Regions from separate parts of the Homo sapiens genome. Here region 1 is linked to region 2. A link is an interaction called in ENCODE POLR2A ChIA-PET data of the cell type or tissue named here. Cell type or tissue: IMR-90. All regions are shown on one strand. Links, peaks and the distances in the headings refer to the core of each region. The heading gives the core; the rest is flanking DNA.

What was found. ChIA-PET counts read pairs that join two places held together with the same protein. Peaks named below come from ENCODE experiments on the same cell type or tissue, not always from the same donor. Only the 100,000 strongest peaks of a DNase experiment are listed, where the experiment ranks them.
Region 1: POLR2A ChIA-PET joins it to region 2 with 5 read pairs; 7 of 35 experiments call an interaction of 5 or more read pairs at or near these places.

Annotation. Positions count from the first base shown.
Region 1 is chr12:121,115,336-121,125,367 of GRCh38, reverse strand. LOC105370030 (a long non-coding RNA gene) reads right to left here. Exons shown (of 3, transcript XR_007063494.1): 2 at 8,486-8,595; 3 at 5,662-5,919. Among named protein-coding and RNA genes, the nearest start is that of P2RX7, 13 kb to the left of the region's middle. In IMR-90, for the core only: no CTCF peak of the experiment used is centred there; no DNase peak of the experiment used is centred there; H3K27me3 peaks cover 2,960 bases.
Region 2 is chr12:121,185,603-121,195,634 of GRCh38, reverse strand. P2RX7 (purinergic receptor P2X 7) reads right to left here. Exons shown (of 13, transcript NM_002562.6): 13 at 7,603-10,032. The region is part of intron 2 of LOC105370032 (a long non-coding RNA gene); the gene reads left to right. Among named protein-coding and RNA genes, the nearest start is that of P2RX4, 20 kb to the left of the region's middle. RefSeq lists an enhancer at 5,207-5,707. In IMR-90, for the core only: no CTCF peak of the experiment used is centred there; DNase peaks (open chromatin) are centred at 2,454 and 4,914; H3K4me3 peaks cover 237 bases; H3K27ac peaks cover 1,397 bases.

The sequences.
Region 1 (10,032 bases), core at 1,456-9,455, 70 kb after region 2:
ACGAAAATAAAAAAATTTTTTTTTTCTGTGTGAAATAGGAGGCACAGTAGTCCCAGCTACTTGGGAGGCTAAGGAGGGAGGATCACCTGAGCCCAGGAGGTCAAGGCTGCAGTGAGCCATGATTGCACCACTGCACCTCAGTCTGGGCAACAGAGCAAGACTCTGAAAAAAAAAAAAGAAAGAAATAGAGAAAGAGAGAAAGGAAAGAAAGAGAGAGAGAAAGAAATAGGAAGCAGAGTTGCTTAAGAGTGAGAGGGAAGGCAGGTGGGTGGGATGGTGGGATGAGTATAGAGAAGATTCGAAGGAAGGAAGGAGGGAGGGAGGGAGGAAGGAAAGAAAGAGAGAGAGAAAGGAGAAAGAAAGAAAGAAAAAGAAAGAAAAGAAAGAAAGAAAGAGAACGAAAGAAAGAAAGAGAAAGAGAGAAGGAGGGAGGGAGGGAGGAAGGAAGGAAGGAAGCAAGGAAGGAAGGGGAGGCAGAGGTGCCTGAGAGTGAGAGGGAAGGCAGGCAGGTGGGAGGTGGGATGAGTGTAGAGAAGATTCAAAATAGTTGCTATGGTGAATGGGAGGAGAGAGCCAACAGGGAAAACAGGAATTCCAGAGTAGTGGTAAGAATTAGAGACCATGAATTTGTTATTGCCAACAGTCTAGGTGACTGAGATTATGGTAGAGGCCTGGGCCTTCCCACCAATAGGAACCGCCTCCTACCTCCACACTCAGTAACCACCAGGACTTGCCAACTGGTTCACATAGTTTTAAGATGTGTCATCATTGGTATCTACTATGTTTGTTATGGTGTTGACATGTGTTACTGGGACAGTAGCTAGTCAGGTCCAAGATACAGGAGCAAAAGGCTGATTCAGTTGCTCTGCCCATAGGTCACCCTCCCCTGGGGCTTGCACCCCTGCCAGGCAGGAAGCTTCTCTTTGTCCCCTAACTCAACTCAGCCACTGGGAATGACTTCGTTCATTCAACTTAATCTGAGTATAACTACCCTACCTCCTTATGAATGCTGGATTTCTTTTAACCTCAAGATCTCCCCTCTGTTCCCCTCTACCCAAGCCAAATACCCATGCTATCCTTGGGAACTTTAAAAAATATCTATTTCCTAGTCAAGACAGCTGGCCACTTCACATAACAACGCAGGTCTTCTGCAACCCTAAACAAAGGCTGGAGATGGATGGGGAAACGCTCTCCTAATGGTGGATGGGTAGAGAGACGTCTGAGGTTTCTGGAAGACTGAGGACCTATTGTTTTCTCCACCAGTCTAAGCAGAACAGGTATAAAAACAGAATGGAAGGAAATTTACATTGATCCAGGACTGGGCTTTTGCTGCAAGTTGCAAATTAAGTTATTTAGGGTGCTTTTGTCTGAAAGTAGCAGAATGCCTGACTCAAGCTGGCTTAAATATGAAATAAATTATTATTTCATGTATTGGGATATCCTGGGGGAAGATACTTCAGATGGGGTTGATTTAGTGGTTTGACAACATCATCAAAGATCTGGGTTCTTCCTGTCTCTATGCACTGCCACCCTTGTTGCTGGGTTCATCCTCAGGAGGAAAGATCATCAGTTCTTTTGTCTCTTTCATGGGAAAATCTTTCCCAGAGTCCTCTTTACCCCACCTCACTCTACCCTCTAGAACTAGAAGTGAGTCACATGACTGTTTCTCTCCTGATAAGAGACAGGGAATGACCATGACCAACTTGGACCAACCGTCTGGGTTGGAATGGATGTTGGGGAGTCATTCACAACATCCATGACTGGGTATAGCAAAGATCATGGAATCTAGGCTGGATGGGAAAGGAATTGGAGGAAGGAGGGTCCTGAGAGGGAGAAAGTGGAAGGGCCAAGGGATCCTGGAGTTCGAAGAACTGCTAAGCTGGAATGATCAAAAGAACAGAAGGTACAAGTCTGTGATCAGAGAAATGTGAGACTTTAGAGGAAGATTCGTTCCAGGAGAAACTGAGGGCCAGTACATGGTCCAGGGAGATGGTGGCTAAAGTAGAGTGGAGGTGAAGGTCATTGGAATAAGAAGGGACAGGAGCTGAAGGGCCAGGAGTTCGGCCAGGTCCTGGGTCATTAAAGTCACCAATATGGCGGTAGGAACTGGGGCGAGAAGGGTAAGCCAGTTGCCAAAGCCCTCTGAGAATAACAGTTGATTGATTGATTGATGAGTAGGCATCATCAATGAGAAGGCACAGAAGGTGGTACAGCTAGATGTCAGGAGCCTCAGTGCTTACTCAAGATGGAGGACTATGGATCTGGAAATAGAGGTGTGGAGCATAGAGGACACCATGGGGGTGGGAGACGGACTACCATCCCCTGGGAAGGGCTTCGAGGACTGTCAGGGAAGAGCCAGGTCTTACTCAGGTCAGGAAGTAGAGGGAACTTTGTATGCAGAGGTCAGGACCTTAAAAATAAAGAGCACACCCCACTCTTCCCTTTCACCATCTCACAGGCTGGAATGAGAATCTGTAGGTGAGCCACCATTTACCCAGAGTGTGGGCCATATCCCTACCCGGTAATTGGTAATAGAAGCGTGCTTGAAACAGTCCTTCCCACGTGTCCGTTAATCCTTAGAGCTCGTCCGTATCAGGGGTGTAGCAGACACTCCTAGTTGCCCATTCAAAATCCATTTTAGGTAGGGCACAGTGGCTAATGCCTGTAATCCCAGCACTTTGGGAGGCTGAGGCAGGAGGATCCCTTGGGCCCAGGAGTTCGAGACCAGCCTGGGCAACATAGCGAGACCCCTTTTCTCTACAAAAAAATAGAAAAAATAACCAGGTGTGGTGGGCATGCGCCTATAGTCCCAGCTACTCTGGAAGCTGGGTGGCAATTGTGGGGGATCATTTGAGCCCAGGAGGTCGAGGTGAGCCGTGATCATGCCACTGCACTCCAGCCTTGAGTGCTCAGTGAGACCCTGTCTCAATAAATAAATAAATAAATAAATAAATAAATAAATAAATAAAGCATTCTATTTTCCTTATTAACAGAATCCCCAATTTTGTTCGGGTTTGAAACCCTTGAGAAAGACAGCTTCATCCCCAATTCAGGAGTATCACGTTAGTCTCATTCTGCTTGTGGTTGACTCGTGTAGGAATGGATATGAAAATGAGTATATGGCTATGAAACGTGAGAGGAAACTTGTTGGGGGGCTTCTAAAGAAAGATGTAGGGGCTGGGCACAGTGGCTCACACCTGTAATCTCAGCACTTTGGGAGGCTGAGATGGGAGGATTGCTTCAGATCAGGAGTTCAAGACCAGCCTGGGCAACATAGTGAAGCCCGTCTACAGAAATGTTAAAAATTAGCCAGGCGTGGGTGGTGCACACGTACAGTCCCAGCTACTTGGGAGGCTGAGGTGGGAGGGTCACTTGAGCTCAGGAGTCAAGGTTGCACATCGCTGCACTCCAGCCTGGGTGACAGAGTGAGAGCCCATCAAGGAAGGAAGGAGGGAGGGACAGAGGAAACCAAGGAAAGTAGGAAAGAAGCCAGGAAGGAAGGAGGGAAGGAAAGAAGGAAGGAGTCATTCCTAAGAAAGAGACACAAGAAGAGATGGCCTTTCTGAAATGACACGCTCTGGGTGGTAGAGCAGAATGATGGAAAGAACTTGGTTTGAACCGCTGAGTTAACTAACCCAGGAGCCACCCTACCTTGGGACTTCTCTCTCTCTCTCTCTCTCTCTGAAATATTGTTTAAGTCGTTTTAACTGGGCTTTCATTTACTCTTAGCCAAAGAATTCTGTGATGATCAGAAGACTGACCACAGCATCCCTGCAGAACAGAGCCAGACAAACATCCAGGCAAACATCCGCCTGCTGGAGGCAGCCTGCCTGGGTGCTGGGATCAGTCTCAAATCTAGCACACAATGGGCCACCCACGCTGGCATCTTTCCTATGGTGTCCTTGCCCTGGCATCTCCTGGTCATTGATAGGTCCTGGAATAAGGTACTGGAATGTGGCTCAGGTGTCTACTACCTTATAGAACCAAAGCCTCAATTCCCTTCCATTTTCTCATTCCCCTTGAGAGTTCTGGCAGCTTCTCCTTTAGTCCAACTAACACAGAAGAGATGCTCTCATTCAAATAATGGATGGGTTGACTGCCTCTAACTAGTCCGCCCTTCCTTCCTTCCTTCCTTCCTTCCTTCCTTCCTTCCTTCCTTCCTTCCTTCCTTCCATCTCTCGCTCTCTTTCTTTTTTGAGACAAGATCTTGCTTTGTCATCCAGGTTAGAGTGCAGTGGCACCATCATAGCTCACTGCAGCCTCGACCTCCAGGGCTCAAGCAATCCTCCCACCACAGCCTCCCAGTAGCTGGAACTACAGGCATGCATCACCACACTGGGCTAATTTTTGTATTTTTTGGAGAGATGGGGTTTCGTCATGTTGCTGGGCTCAAGAAATCTGCCGCTTCGACCTCCCAAAGTGCTGGGATTATAGGTGTGAGCCACTGCGCCTGGCCCAGAATTTCATTTCTTTTAAAGGCTGAATAATAAGTCTGTTGTACAGATATTCCACATTTTGTTTGTCTGTTAATCCGTAGATGAACATTTAGTTTCTTTCCACTTTTTGGCTACTGTGGATAATGCTGGTATAAACATGGTTCTACAAATTCCTATTCATGTTCCTGCCTTCAATTCTTTGGGGGGATATAGCCAGTAGTAGAATTGCTGGGTCATGTGGTAATTCTGTATTTAAGTTTTTGAGGAAACACGTTTTGTTTTTTCTTTTTTATTCTTTTAACACAAAGAACATTTCTTCTGTATTTTTATGTAATCTGCCAGGATAGCCACGCGTGCCTGATAGCATCTCCTTTTAAACCCAAAAGCTGAATACATCACCCTTGGAAGGGGAAATATCTTCCTTGTATCAGTGAGTCACCGCCTCTCTCGCTAAAGCAGAAATAAAAATTATTAATTTAATTCCAGCTGGGCACATTGGCTCATGCCTGTAATCCCAGCATTTTGGGAGGCCAAGGCAGACAGATCATCTGAGGTCAGGGGTTCGAGACCACCTTGGCCAACATGGTGAAATCCCATCTCTACTAAAAATATAAAAATTAACTGGGCATGGTGTTAGGCATCTGTAGTTCCAGCTACTCAGGAGGCTGAGGCAAGGGGATCACTTGAACCTTGGAGGTGGAGGTTGCAGTGAGCCGAGATCACACCGCTGCATTCCAGCCTAGGCAATGAGTGAGACTCCGTCTTAAAAAAATAAAAATAAAAATAAAAATAAAAATGTAATTCCAACAGTGCATTTTGCTACAGAGGATAGAGAGGGGAAGCAGAATAAAGTTATGCTGAATAGTTGGACATTTAGGACATGAGACAAAAAACAGAAGCAGAGAGACTGAGAGAAGGAAGAGAGGAGCTGAGTTATGGGGCTGTGGCGTGAAGACCACCAGCCCCAAGACTCCCTCGAGTGATCCTCAATAAAGAGTTCCTCCCTAGTCCTGGACTCCAGGAGGCCTGACTCATTTACAACATGTCTTCTTGTTTTCTACGAGATCTCGTCTTCCATATTTCTCTCTGAGCATCCGCATAAGAAGCCCTAAGTGTGTAACTGTTCAAACGAACGCAGCTAAAACACAGTCTCATTCCCTTGGTTCCCACCAAACTGACAGCACCTTCATGTCAATGACATTGACTCACTTGGGCCCATTTTGTTGAGCCAGTGACATGGCACTCATCAGAGTAGTCGTCTCAATCCAGCTAAAGAGCTCCAAGCCAAATGGAGAAGCCAGTGGAATGGGTAGGAACTGGGATTGTCACTATGCTGAGGAATGGAGATGGTGATATGGGATAAAGCAGGTACAGCAAGCAGGACGTGAGGGCCAGAGCTGAGGGGTCTGCAGGTCAGGAGGCTGAGCTCAGGATCGCTGGAGGCCCCAGGAAGGTGTAGGGAGGGCACCTTGGTTCTGCCCACCTGCAGGAAGAGAAGAGGGGATGGCGATAGAGTCCATGATTGAAGATCTCTGTACTTCTCCCTGCCCATGGCATAGCTCTTACCAAAACTCCCTCTTTTCACTGGCCTTTTTATCCAGTCAAACCAAATTTCCCTTGTCTCTCTCTCTCTCTCTCTCTTTCTCTTGCTTTTTTTCATACCCACCCCCATTTCTCTTATGCCTAGAACAGTCGCCCACTTAGCATCTGCCTGCCCAGTACTTTGCCTTCCTTTACAACTCCACCTACCACTTAATTTCTCTAAGTGGCTAATTAACTGAAAGTTGAATAATTATACCTCTTTCCCCAAAACACATCTCTGAAATCCCACATGCCCCTGGGGTTGCGATCCATGAAGAAAGGTCTCTGACTACCTAATTTTCATTAAGGGAATTCAATGAGATGACTAATTACAAGCACCATGCCTGGTATCTAATACTGTTCAGTGAACTGCAGCTATTAATTAATAATGATATGTTATTAATAATAATAAAATAATAATATGATATAAGCTCTTAGAAGACAAGGACAGTGGCTGCTCTATGCCAAGTTTCAATAATCCAATATTCAATTTTTTTTTTTTTTGAGACAGAATCTCGCTCTGTCGCTCAGGCTGGAGTGCAATGGCACGATTTCGGCTCACTGCAACCTCCATCTCCTGGGTTCAAGCAATTCTCTGCCTCAGCCTCCCGAGTAGCTGGGATTACAGGTGCCTGCCACCATGCCCAGCTAATTTTTGTATTTTTAGTAGAGACAGGGTTTCACCATCTTGTTCAGGCTGGTCTTGAACTCCTGACCTCGTGATCCACCCACCTCAGCCTCCCAAAGTGCTAGGTTTCTAGGCGTGAACCACCATGTCTGACCTCAGATATTTAATTGTAGCAGAGATTGATAGATTTTTCTGCCATGCCCATCTTCCCCCTCTAGCTCAATTTGAGATCACAGACCTTCATATCCATAGCTGTGGCTTATTGGACCAGGGTGAACATCTGCCCAGGAGAGCAAGACTATTGGCTGGTCAGTGGCCAATTGGGACTGCTCTATTGAGAATATGAGCCATGTGTAGCGGCTCATGCCTGTAATCCCAGCAATTTGGGAGGCCAAGGCAGGAGGATCACTTGAGGCCAAGAGTTCAAGACCAGCCTGGGCAACATAGCGAGACCCTGTCTCTACAAAAAAAAATTTTTTTTAATTAGGCATGGTGGTGTGTGCTTGTAGCCTAGCTACTTGGGAGCCTGAGGTGGGAGGATTGCTTTAGCCAAGAGTTTATTTGTAGAGATGAGGTTTCACTATGTTGCCCAGGCTGGTCTCAAACTCCTGGGCTCAAGCAATCCTCCCACCTCGGCCTCCCAGAGTGGTAAGATTACAAGCGTGAGTCACCAGACCCAACCCCAGCTCTGCCATCTCTATGGTGTTACCTTCATCAGCATGATCCAAAATGGTTCCCACCAGAACTGAATTCTAAAAAGGCTGGAAGCACTTTAGGAGGCTGAGGCAGGTGGATCACCTGAGGTCAGGAGTTCGAGACCAGCCTGGCCAACATGGTGAAACCTCATCTTTACTAAAAATACAAAAAATTAGCTGGGCGTGGTGGCACGTGCCTATAATCCCAGCTATTTGGGAAGCTGAAGCAGGAGAATTGCTTGAACCCAGGAGGTGGAGGTTGCAATGAGCGGAGATTGCACTACTACACTCCAGCCTGGGTGACAGAGCAAGACTCCATTTTTCAAAATCAATAAATCAATAAAAAATTAAAAGCCTGGAAGAAAGAGGAAAGGAGAAAGAGAAGGCATGTTCCTCCCTTGAAGGATGGGATCTGTCACTGCCACTTGCAGGTCATTGGCCAGAGCGTAGTCACATGGTCACACCTACCTGCAGTAGAAGGTAGGAAATGCCATCCTCATTCTGCTGACCATGTTCCCTACCGAAAATCAGGGAGCCAGACATTGAAGACAACCAAGAATTCCTGCCACCAGTACCCATGAAACAGTCCTCTGAGCTGGGGCTGAATGAGTCCTACACATGGAAGGAAATCTTTGGGTTTCCAGGGGATCTGGGCAGCTCTGAGGCATATAACATAGCCCAGCCAGGAAAAAGCTCCCAAAAGAGAATTTATTTGTCCAGGAATGTACAGGCAAAAAATCACCATTCTGTGTTTTTCCATGGGGTAGAGGCCTGACCAACCTCATGTGGTTTGTTCCGTCCAGCTTGGCACTGACAGAGGCTGGTGGGGCCTGGGGGAGGGTCTGAAAATCCAGGGTCTCAGGTATGAACTACTGCTCTGATCAACTGCTAGGCTGTGTCCTGTGGGAATGTGCTGGGTTTCTACATGACCCAGAGGTCACTGATTTCACAAGATCTGCAAACAATCCAATATTCAAATATTTAACTATAGCAGAGATTGATAGATTTTTCTGCCATGCCCAGTATCCCCCTATAGCTCAATCTGAAATCAACAGACCTTCATATCCACAGCTGTGGCTTATTGGACCATTCCCTGATCCACCAGCTGAACGAGAGTCATGCTGTCCTCTGAGGCTCCACCATACCTGGAATAGACATCTCTTGGTAGGACCATGCTTCCTGTGTTCTCAGTTGATATGGCTCAGATTGAGCTGTCCCCTTCCGCAAGTCCCAGGGGCAGGTCCAGGATCCAGTCCTAGATAATCAAAGCACAATTTTTCCCTGGCTACTGTGCTTTGTTCAAGAGCAGGCACATGATTCAGGTTGGTCTGAGACAAGTCTTGGAATTTTGGCTAAAATCATTGAAAAAGTGGTGCTCTTTGAGTTGGAGTTGCTAAGCTGGCAGGACATAAGCCTAAAGCTCTTGGTGGCCGTCATGCCAGCAGGGAATTAAGTTGACTCAGAGAAAACCAGAGGCAGAGGGTAATGATGGAGGGATTTCTGATGACATCATTTGAACACACTGATCAAGCCATACCTGAAACCTCACTAGATTTAGGAGCCAATAACCTCCCTTTATTGCTTAAGCCAATTGGAGCAGGCATACATATCACTTTTGACCAAGAGTCTTGGCTAATCTAGCATCTTTGTGTCCCTTCATAACGTGGCTTCTCACTTTGTATCTGATGTGGCAATTATTCCTGAGCACAATTAATGCGTCCTCCTTGGCTACGAGAATTTTTTTTTCTTTTTTTTTTCTTTTTAGATGGAGTCTCTCTCTGTTGTCCAGGCTGGAATGCAGCGGTGCGATCTCAGCTCACTGCAACCTCCACCTGCTGGATGCAAGTGATTCTCCTGCCTCAGCCTCCCGAGTAGCTGGGACTAAAGGTGCATGCCACCACGCCCGGCTAATTTTTATATTTTTAGTAGAGACAGGGTTTCACCATGTTGGTCAGGCAGGTCTCGAACTCCTGACCTCAAGTGATTTGCCCTCCTCAGCCTCCCAAAGTGCTGGGATTACAGGCATGAGCCACCGTGCCCAGCCAGCTATGAGATCTTGAAACCAGAATTCCTCCTAGGTGCCAGACACAACTCAGGTGTTTGGGGAATGCTTGGTGAATGAGTGGCTGGATCGATGAATGGATGGACTGATGGATGGAAATAATTAAGATAATACACGTCCCTCCAGAACATCAAGCCTCCAATTGCAGCCTATGCTTCTCCAGGCCTTTCTCAGAATCCTTGCCCCATTCTTGTGTTCATTCACTGAGGTAATAAATGTTTATTGCTCACTACAATGTGTGAGGCTGTGTGCCAGGGAGTGTGGCACAGTGGATTCCTCAGCCTAGACACTGTGGACACTTTTGTTTTTTGTTTTTGTTGTTATTGTTTTTGAGACAGGGCTTCACGCTATGGCCCAGCTGGAGTGCAGTGGCACAATCACAGCTCACTGCAGCCTCAACCTCCTGGGCTGAAGCAATCCTCCCGCCTCAGCCTCTCAGTTAGCTGCGACTACGGGTGCATGCCACCATGCCTGGCTAATTTTTTTTGTATTTTTTTGTAGAGATAGGGTCTTCCTATATTGCTTAACCTGGTCTCTTAATCTTAATCTTAATCTGGTGGCACCCGGGCTCTGGAGTCATATGGACCTGGATTTGAACCCCAGCTCTGCCCCTTCATCTTGGTGTGACCC
Region 2 (10,032 bases), core at 1,338-9,337:
TGGTCTGTATCATATTGCTGTTGGGAATGTATTGAGGAAAATACATGATCTAATGCATATCTGTTGTTATAACCCTTCCTTGTGCATCCTAAAAAAGAATGTATGGGCCAGGCACGGTGGCTCATGCCTGTAATCCCAGCACTTTGGGAGGCCAAGGCAGGCAGATCACCTGAGGTCAGGAGTTCGAGACCAGCCTGGCCAACATGGTGAAACCCCGTCTCTACTAAAAATACAAAAATTAGCCGGACACAGTGGCGGGCGCCTGTAATCCCAGCTATTTGGGAGGCTGAGGCAGGAGAATTGCTTAAACCCGGGAGGCAGAGGTTGCAGTAAGCCGAGATTGTGCCACTGCACTCCAGCCTGGGCGAAAGAGTGAGACTCCATCTCAAAAAAAAAAAAAAAAAAAAAAAAGAATGTACCTTCTATATCTGATAGCTTGATAGCTTGAGTGAGGCCCTTTCTGAGAAAGTCCATCTGAGCTGAGATCTGGATGTCAGGAAGGAGCTAGCTCTCTGAATACTTTTCCTAGGAGAAAGTATTCTAGGCAAAGGGAATAGCAGGTGCAGAGTCCCTGAGGTAGGAATGAGCTTGATATGTTCCAGGAACAGAAGGAAAGTCAATATGAATGGAGCATAGTGGGCAAGGAGGAGAGTGATGTGAGCTAACCCCTTGAGAGACAGTCAGAGGCCAGATCGAGTAGGGCCTTCGAGGCCAGAGTATGGACTTCAGCCTTAGCTAATGCAGTACATTCACTGACACCTACGGGTGGTTTGCCAAGCACTTGTCAGGTACAAATTGGTCTCATCTTATACAATGGAGAGAGCATTTTGAGATTATTATCATTATCACTTTTTTTTTTTTTTGAGACAGTCTGGCTCTGTCACCTAGGCTGGCGTGATCTTGGTTCACTGCAACCTCAGCCTCCCAGGTTCAGGCAATTCTCCTTGCCTCAGCCTCCAGAGTTGCTGGGATTACAGGCGCCCGCCTCCATGCCCGGCTCATTTTTGTATTTTTAGTAGAAATGGGGTTTCACCATGTTGGTCAGGCTGGTCTTGAACTCCTGACCTCGTGATCCACCCAGCTCGGCCTCCCAAGGTGCTGGGATTACAAGTGTGAGCCACCGTGCCCATCCCATCCTCACATTTTGAGATTAAAAGTACCTTACAGGCTGGGTGTGGTGGCTCACGCCTGTAATCCCAGCACTTTGGGAGGCCAAGTCAGGAGGATTATTTGAGCCTGGGAGTTTGAGACCAGCCTGTGCAACATGGTGAGACCTCGTCTCTACAAAACATAAAAAATTAGCCAGGCATGGTGGCATGTGCCTGTAGTCCCAGCTACTTGGGAGGCTGAGGCAGGAGGATCAGTCGAGCCCAGAAGATTGAGGCTACAGTGAACTGTGTTCATGCCACTGCACTCCAGCCTGGGTGACAGAGTGAGACCTTGTCTCCAAAAAAATCAAATAAATCAAATAAATAAAAAATTTAAAAGTACCTTAGAGAGCATGCTTAGCCTAATCCTTTTCTTTTGCAAATAAGGAAACGAAGAAGAGTTCTAAAGTGTTCTCACAGCCAGGGTCTGCGCATCCCTGTGCCTCTTCCATAGACAAGCTCCTGAAAAGGAGGACTCAGTTCTTACAATTTCATTCAGATGTTCTTGAAGGAATCTTATCTTCTTATGAACTCCTTTGTAAAGAAAAATTACTCTCGCCCCTCCCATTTACTTTTTTTGTAAATGTAGATTTTTATCAATCGGATTTTCCTTCTTTTTTTTTTTGAGATGGAGTCCTGCTGTGTCGCCCAGGCTGGTGTGCAGTGAGTGGCATGATCTCGGCTCACTGCAACCTCTGCCTCCCGACTTCAAGTGATTCTCCTGCCTGAGCCTCCTGAGCAGCTGGGACTACAGGCGCGTACCACCACACCCAGCTGGTTTTTGTATTTTTAGTAGAGACGGGGTTTCACCACATGGCCAGGCTGGTTTCGAATTCCTGACCTCGTGATCCACCCGCCTCGGCCTCCCAAAGTACTGGGATTACAGGTGTGAGCCACCGTGCCTGGCCCATTAACTATCTTGCTATGGCATCATTTAAAATAGCTGCATACCCTCCTGTTATATGACTGTGCCATAATTTACTTAACCAATCTCCTCCTGTTGGACTCAGAGGAATTTTTAAAAATTCATTTAGCCAGGCTGGGGGTGATGGCTCACACCTATAATCCCAGAGCTTTGAGAGGCCCAGGCGGGAGGATTGCTTGAGGCCAGGAGTTTAAGGCCAGCCTGGGCAACATAGGGAGACCGTATCTCTACAAAACAAAAACAAAAACAACAACAACCAAAAAACAACAACAACAACAAAACCCCCCATATATATATATCTCTCTTCCTTTTCTTTCTATCACCACCACCAATTCAGTAGCACAGGTGGCTTACTGAGTCACTCCTATATAATCCCAGCTGACTTCTAAATGATGTCACTTCCCCAGGCTTCCCCTCCCATCCCACGTCCTCATGTCGGTCTGAGGGATTTTTTTTTTTTTTTTAATTTTTGAGAAGGAGTCTCGCTCTGTCACCCAGGCTGGAGTGCAGTGGAGCGATCTTGGCTCACTGCAACCTCTGCCTCCCAGGTTCAAGCGATTCTCCTGCCTCAGCCTCCCGAGAAGCTGGGACTATAGGTGCATGCCACCACCCCTGGCTAATTTTTTGTATTTTTAGTAGAGACGGAGTTTCACCGTGTAAGCCAGGATGGTCTCCACTTGCTGATCTCATGATCCGCCCGCCTTGGCCTCCCAAAGTGCTGAGATTACAGGCGTGAGCCACTGCACCCGGCTGGGATTTCTTAAGTCACTGCTTTTCTCATGTCCTCTGTCAGCCCCAAGAACGGCTCCATCTTAACTTTGCAACTGGTTCAAACATCTCAGCCTTTTTTTCTTTTTGAAGGTTTCCCCAAATCAGTCCCATTTAATCTCCCTCCACTATGATAGTCATTTGTTTCTGGGCCTGGCTTGTGCTGCTGGTCCTGTTGGGAATGCCTCCTCTCATCCCACTGTTTCCAGCCCCTTCCTCCAGTGAGGGCCCGCTTACATCTCACCAGCTTCATAACCCTCCCAAGGCTGTGCTTGCCTGTGAATTTCGCCTTTCTTTGAGCGTCTGTTTCAGTGAGATGGAACCACCCAGTTTAGGAGGCAGTAAGAAAACAAGCAAGACTGTGTCTCTCACCGCATAGTTGCACTGGCCATCTGACAGGTCCTGGAGCACACTCATTTCTTTTCTTTTCTTTTTTTTTCTTTTTGAGATAGATTATTACTATGTTACCCAGGCTGGCCTCAAACTCCTGGGCTTAAGGGATGATCTCTCGTCGCTGGGACTACATGTGTGTGCTCCTGCACCAGGCTCTGGAACACTCTTATTTCTCTCTCACCCCTCAGCTTTATGTTTTCCATCCCTCTTCCTGGAATGCCCTTCTTTCAACTCATTACAGCTGGCTCCTTCTTGATATTCAGATCTAGTGTAAATGTCACTTCCTTGGAGACACTATCCCTGCCCCTTGTCAGAAGTAACTCCCTTGCTCCTATCACAGCATCCTGCTTGTTTCTTTCAAACTCTGTATCCCAAGCTGTCCTCACTGCATTTCTTTTCACCGTGATTGCCTGTCTGCCCCACTGCACCTAACCTCCCAAAGAGCCTCTCTTATTCACCTGTTCATCCCTAGCTCCTGTACAGTGCTGGGGTGCTCAGTAAGTGTTTGCTGAATGAACAGATGAGATTGGACAGAACGGGGAAGGAGAAGGGAGACATCAAGGTATCCTTTGAATTTCTGGCTTGGGAAGTTGAACTGATGGCAGGTGGTGCTACTGGCTGATCTTGGGAGCTCTGGAAGTCACATGTGGGTGGGGTGAACTGAGATCATGATTTGTCTTTTGTAGCTGTTTGAATTGCCTCTAAACCATTTAAGTATAGAATATCTGGAGGTGGTTAAATATATGGGCCTGGAGCTCGAGAGCAATGCTTGGGCACCATCCAAATCATAAGAATAGCTACCATGGCTAGACATGAGAAGCTGCCCAAAGCCATGTATTAGTCTGTTCTCACACTGCTAATAAAGACATACCAAAGACTGGATAATTTATATAGGAAAGGTTTAATTGACTCACAGTTCCAATGTGTCACCTGGGGAGGGCTGGGGAGGCCTCACAATCATGACAAAGGCAAGGAGGAGCAAAGCCACATCTTACATGGTGGCAGGCAAAACAAGAATGAGAGCCAAGCAAGAGGAGAAACCCCTTATAAAACCCTCAGATCTCGTGAGACATATTCACTACCACGAGAACAATATGGGGGAAACCGCCCCCATGATTCAATTCTCTCCCACCAGGTCCCTCCCACAACACATGGGAATTATGGGAGCTAACAATTCAAGATGAGATTTGGGTGGGGACACAGCCAAACCATATCAGGCCACTTGGCCAATAAGTGACCAAGCCAGGATTTGAACCAGGTGGTTTGTTTCCAGTGCCCATCATACCACTGGACTGAGATAGGTGTGTAAGGGACAAAAACCAAGATGAGTTCCTTGCCTCTGAGGGTCTTATTGTTTTTGGGGGGAAATAAAACATAAATACTCATAACTTACCAGACTGGAAGGGCTTGCATAAGAGCCCTGTTAGTTTTATTTGACCCTTATCCAAGCTTAAGTGCAGTGATTGTTTGGTTAAAATGGTAAGTCAGTGTCAGCCACTTCCTCCGATTCCTGAAGCCTTAGGATCATGTGACCATGATAATTCATTAAAATTAGCTAAGGATGTTGGAAATGCAAAATCCTCTCCATAGATCATCATTTATTTTGGAAATATGATTCATAGCCCTCAGGAATGGAAAACAGGAAGCTGAAAAGTCACAGTAAAAGTGAAAGAAGATAGGAATTTCTAATCTATTCAAAAAAGAGAAGTTGAATCAGGGGATCCTCAGGGATTCCTGAATGATGACTGCATGGGATTAGAACATGGGTTGAGAAACATACAAGCAGCAGAGGGTGAAACCCCACTCGGTGCATTCCAGTGGGTAATTTGAATAAATGGGGGTGGTGGTCATGGTTCCTTATTGCCTCTAGTAGGCAGGGCTTTGTGTAGACCATGACTTTTGGTAGAAGCCAAACGAAGATTAATTTTTTAGGGCTGCTGGTTGGCCTGGAATTAGGGTGTTTTTTTTTTTTGAGACAGCGTTTCGCTCTTGTTGCCCAGGCTGGAGTGCAATGGTGTGATCGTGGCTCACTGCAACCTCTGCCTCCCGGGTTCAAGCAATTCTCCTGCTTCAGCCTCCCAAGTAGCTGGGATTACAGGTGCCCGCCACCACGCCTGGCTAATTTTTTGTATTTTTAGTAGAAACAGGGTTTCACCATGTCGGCCAGGCTGGTCTCAAACTCCTGACCTCAGGTGATCACCCACCTCAGCCTCCCAAAGTGCTGGGATTACAGGCGTGAGTCACCGCACCCAGCTGAAGTAGGGATGTTTTAATAACCTCTTTACCTCAGTGGTGAGGGAGGGATTCCCAGTTCCCACCCCAGGGTTATGGCGGTAGCTGAACACATGACACCCAACACTGGGCAAATGAGATTGGCAGCAGTTTTTGGTCACACACACTCACAGCTCGGGGAGGAAGACCCCACTTGCCGTGCAGGGCCACACAGAAACAGAGTGAACAACCAGGGCCAGTGCGGGGCAGGCTTTGTAGCACCAAGAGGGTGAGGAGGCCCTGGTTCCCCGGAGGATGTGACTGGCTCATTTGGACAACTCCGTGGGTTGGCAGGAGACTCACACCTGCCGCTCAGGGATTAGCAGGAACTGCATCTGGTCTTTTTGATAAGGAAGGCTGTTTCACTGGGCGCCCTTTGCCAAGGGAGGACTGGGAGAGAAACTTGGGGTGAGGCACTCCTGATTTCACCTGATGTCAAAGCAGCACCTCATATTAGAGCTTAATTTTAGGCCTTACACTGCACGGTGGGTACCCAGTGGGTCCTGCTGACTGCCCTTCATCTCCTGATTTGGTGCACTCCTTCCTGTGATCTGAAGCTCAACACACAGCCTCATCCCTGCCAGCTTGGGACAGGGGCCATTCCAAAATTCAAGGCCACCAGAGCTTTTCGTCCTTTTCTCTTGCTGCTGATTTGTTTTCTTTTTTTCTTTTTTTTTTTTTTTGGTGACTTCCCAAGAGGAAGAGGAGGGGAGAAAAGAGAAACATTCCATTTGGCCGCATATATAGCGCAAATGTTTCATGGAGTAGGGAAAGACTGAAACAAAAACAAAAACTGTATCCACCACCACTCCCAGCTCATTTTCCACACAGCGATCATAGTGATCTTTAAAAATTAATTTGGTGGCTGGGCGCTGTGGCGTACTCCTGTAATCCCAGCACTTTGGGAGGCCGAGGCTGGTGAATCACTTGAGGTCAGGCATTCGGCACCAGTTTGACCAACATGGAGAAACTCCGTCTCTACTAAAAATACAAAAATTAGCCAGGCGTGATGGTGGCACACATGTAATCCTGGCTACTCAGGAGGCTGAGGCAGGAGAATTGATTGAACCCAGGAGGTGGAGGTTGCAGTGAGCTGAGATAGTGGCATTGCACTCCAGCCTAGGCAACAAGAGTGAAACTCTGTCTCAAAATAAATAAAATAAAATAAAATAAAATAAATTAATATGGCTGGGTGTGGTGGCTTACACTTGTAATCCCAGCACTGTGGGAGGCTGAGGCCGGTGGATCACTTGAGGTCAGGCATTCGAGACCAGCTTAGCCAACATGGAGAAACCCTGTCTCTACTAAAAATACAAAAATTAGCTGGGTGTGGTGGCAGGCGCCTGTAATCCCAGATACTTGGGAGGCTGAGACAGGAGAATCGCTTGAACCCAGGAGGCAGAGGTTGCAGTGAGCTGAGGTTGAGCCACTGCACTCCAGCCTGGGCAACAAAGCAAGACTCCATCTCAAAAATAAAAATAAAAATAAAAAAATTAAAATTAAATGTGATCTTACCAGGTTCCTGCTTAGAACCCTTATGTGGCTTAGGTCTTAGGATACAGACAAACTCTACCATGGCCCACAGGCTCCAGGCAGCCTAGCCCCTGCCTGCTTGTCCAACCGTAACTCATGCCTTACTTCTCTGTACTTTTTATGGCACAGTCATACAGTTCTCCTTTAAGTTCTATAAACCTGCTCTGCTTTTCCTGCCCCAGGACCTTTGCACATACTGTTCTCTGCCTAGAATGCTCTTTCCTCCCGCATTCACTAGTTAAGTAATACTCATCCTTCAGATTTTAGCTAAAACATTCCTTCCTCAGGTAGGCTGATCTCCCCAAATAGGCCAAATTTCCCTACTATAAGCTCTCATGCCATCATTTGCCTTTTCACCATTATACTCAGCACAAGTTGCAAGATGCCATTTGCTTGAATTATTTGATTAATTTCCATCTCCTCATATCTCTATGAGACTGGCTACCTTATTTATCCTTGGTCTCTAGAGAGTGCCTCATTGAATAGTTGTTGAGTGAATGCGTCAATGAATGAGTTAACTGTGATTTGGGGACCTTCTGAAAAGAAAGGAAATGAAGATTTAAATAAATTATATACCTTTTTTTAATTATCAAAACAGTCACATTAAGGACACTTACATTGCCAGGCTAAAATCAGGAAGGGTTTAAAAAGTTACTCCCCTTTAGAAAGAGAAATGCATGTCTATTACCAATGCTATGTGAAATCAGCCAAGAGAAAGCAGATCCCTTCTCTTCTGACACAGAAAGGAAGCCATGAATACTGGCAATTACCGTAGCAGAAGTCTGTCTTTAAGTATAAGAAAACAGATCCTACAAAACGTGACTCTCATCACCTTTGGCGGTGACATTATTTTCTACAGTAAACTAAAAATAATACAAATATGACGCCTGTTATTGTAGGACGTGTCTGACATATTACACACAGTTGAAGTGACACATCACTCTCTCGCCCAGAGCATCAGTGGGGAAGGTGATGGAAAACAGTAGATGGATCCAGTGATTATTTGTAATTTCACATTCTGACTCCATCTGCGGCCTCATTAAGGTGATAGAAACATACTAGGAATAAGGCACCAAAAACAAAGGTACAAAGGCCCAGAAGCCATCAGAATGGAAACTTGTAACAGTGACATAGAATTCGTGAAGTAAAGAAATGTAAGCTCCAAAGAAATCATATGTAGTAATCCACTTTTTAAAATATCTTTGAAAAGGTAGTAAAAATCAAAGTTCAATCTGGCATAATTAACTTGGTTCCTGAGTTTAAAGCCAAATAAAACCCTGTATCAAAAAATGGTTTTATTCATGCTGTCTTACATGAATATAGTAGAAAGCTGCTGGTTTTTAAAAGGTATCAAAATGGTAACTCTTAGAACATATATAAAAAAATTCACAGATCCTTCATCAGTCACAATATTTAATAGTGGTCTCTAAACTATTCGATAAAATAGCTATTGTTTAGAAACAGATAAATAGCCAACTCTAGTGACCAAACCAGGAAAAGGAAATCCTGAAGCAGGATCCTAAAACCTGTCACTGTGCATTTTCATATTCTCAGCAGTTGATGTATGGAAATGGTAAAAGTGTGGTGTGGGTTGCTTTTGAAGCAGCTAGCACCCAGACTGCGTCAGTTCTGATTGGCTGCAAAGTACAGAGTGTTAATGGCATAAAGCCAGCTTTTTAGTCACTTTCAGTCATAGAATTGTTTTGTTGTTGTTGTTGTTGTTTTTTGAGACAGAGTCTTGCTCTGTTATCTAGGCTGGAGTGCAGTGGCACTATCTCGGCTTATTGCAACCTCCACCTTCCAGGTTCAAGAGATTCTCCTGCCTCAGCCTCCCAAGTAGCTGGGATTACAGGCGCCCACCGCCACACCCACCTAATTTTTGTATTCTTAGTAGAGACAGGGTCTCACCATGTTGGCCAGGCTGGTCTCGAACTCCTGACCTCAGGTGATCCACCCGCCTCAGCCTCCCAAAGTGCTGGGATTACAGGCGTGAGCCACCACGCCCGGCCTTCAGTCAAAGAATTGTGATGAGGATCGGAATGCATTGGGTAGCTCAGCAGTTAGATTTGATAGATTCCAAGGCTGGTCTGGTGAGTTACCTGATTTGGTCTATAGCCCTTCTAGAACTGTCCAGTGGAAACCTAAGTTCCTGAGGCTCCCAGGGTTGGTCCGGGCTCCCTGAGAACATTAGAACCAGGGAAGGTATGGGCTGAGTCTGTGTGCCCATTCATCAGGCTTGCCCTCTGTTCCAGTTACCTGTTGCTGTGGAACAAATAAGCCCCAAACTTAGGGACTTAAGATAGCAATGTGGTTTTCTGGATTTATGGGGCAGTTCTCACTTGGGATGTATCATGCGGTATCAGTCATATGTTAGTGGAGTCCAGAATCACCTGAAGGCTTCTTCTCTCTCATGTTTGGTGACTGGGCTTGGATGGCTTGAAAGCTGGGGCTGGTCAGGCACTGTCCACGTGACTGCTTGGGCTTCCTCACAGCAGGGCAGTCTCAGGATAGGCAGACATTTTTTTTTTCTTTTTTTTTTTTTTGAGATGGAGTCTCGCTCTGTCACCCAGCCTGGAGTGCAGTGGCACGATCTCAGCTCAATGCAACCTCCACCTCCCAGGTTCAAGTGTTTCTCCTGTCTCAGCCTCTTGATAGCTAGGACTACAGGTGCCCGCACCATGCCCAGCTAATTTTTGTATTTTTATTAGAGATACGGTTTCACCATGTTGGCGAGTCTGGTCTTGGACTCCTGACTTTAAGTGATCCGCCCGCCTTGGTCTCCCAAAGTGCTGGGATTACAGGTGTGAGCCACCACACCTGGCCAGGATAGGCAGACTTTTAAATGGCGTCTGGCTTCCCCGATAGCAAGAGTTCCAAGGGACAGCAAGTAGAAGCTGTCAGCCTCTTAAGATCAGGATCTGAAACTGACACAATGTCACTTCCACTTTTGGATAAAGCAATCAGAGCCACCCATATTCAAGGGGAGGAGATAAA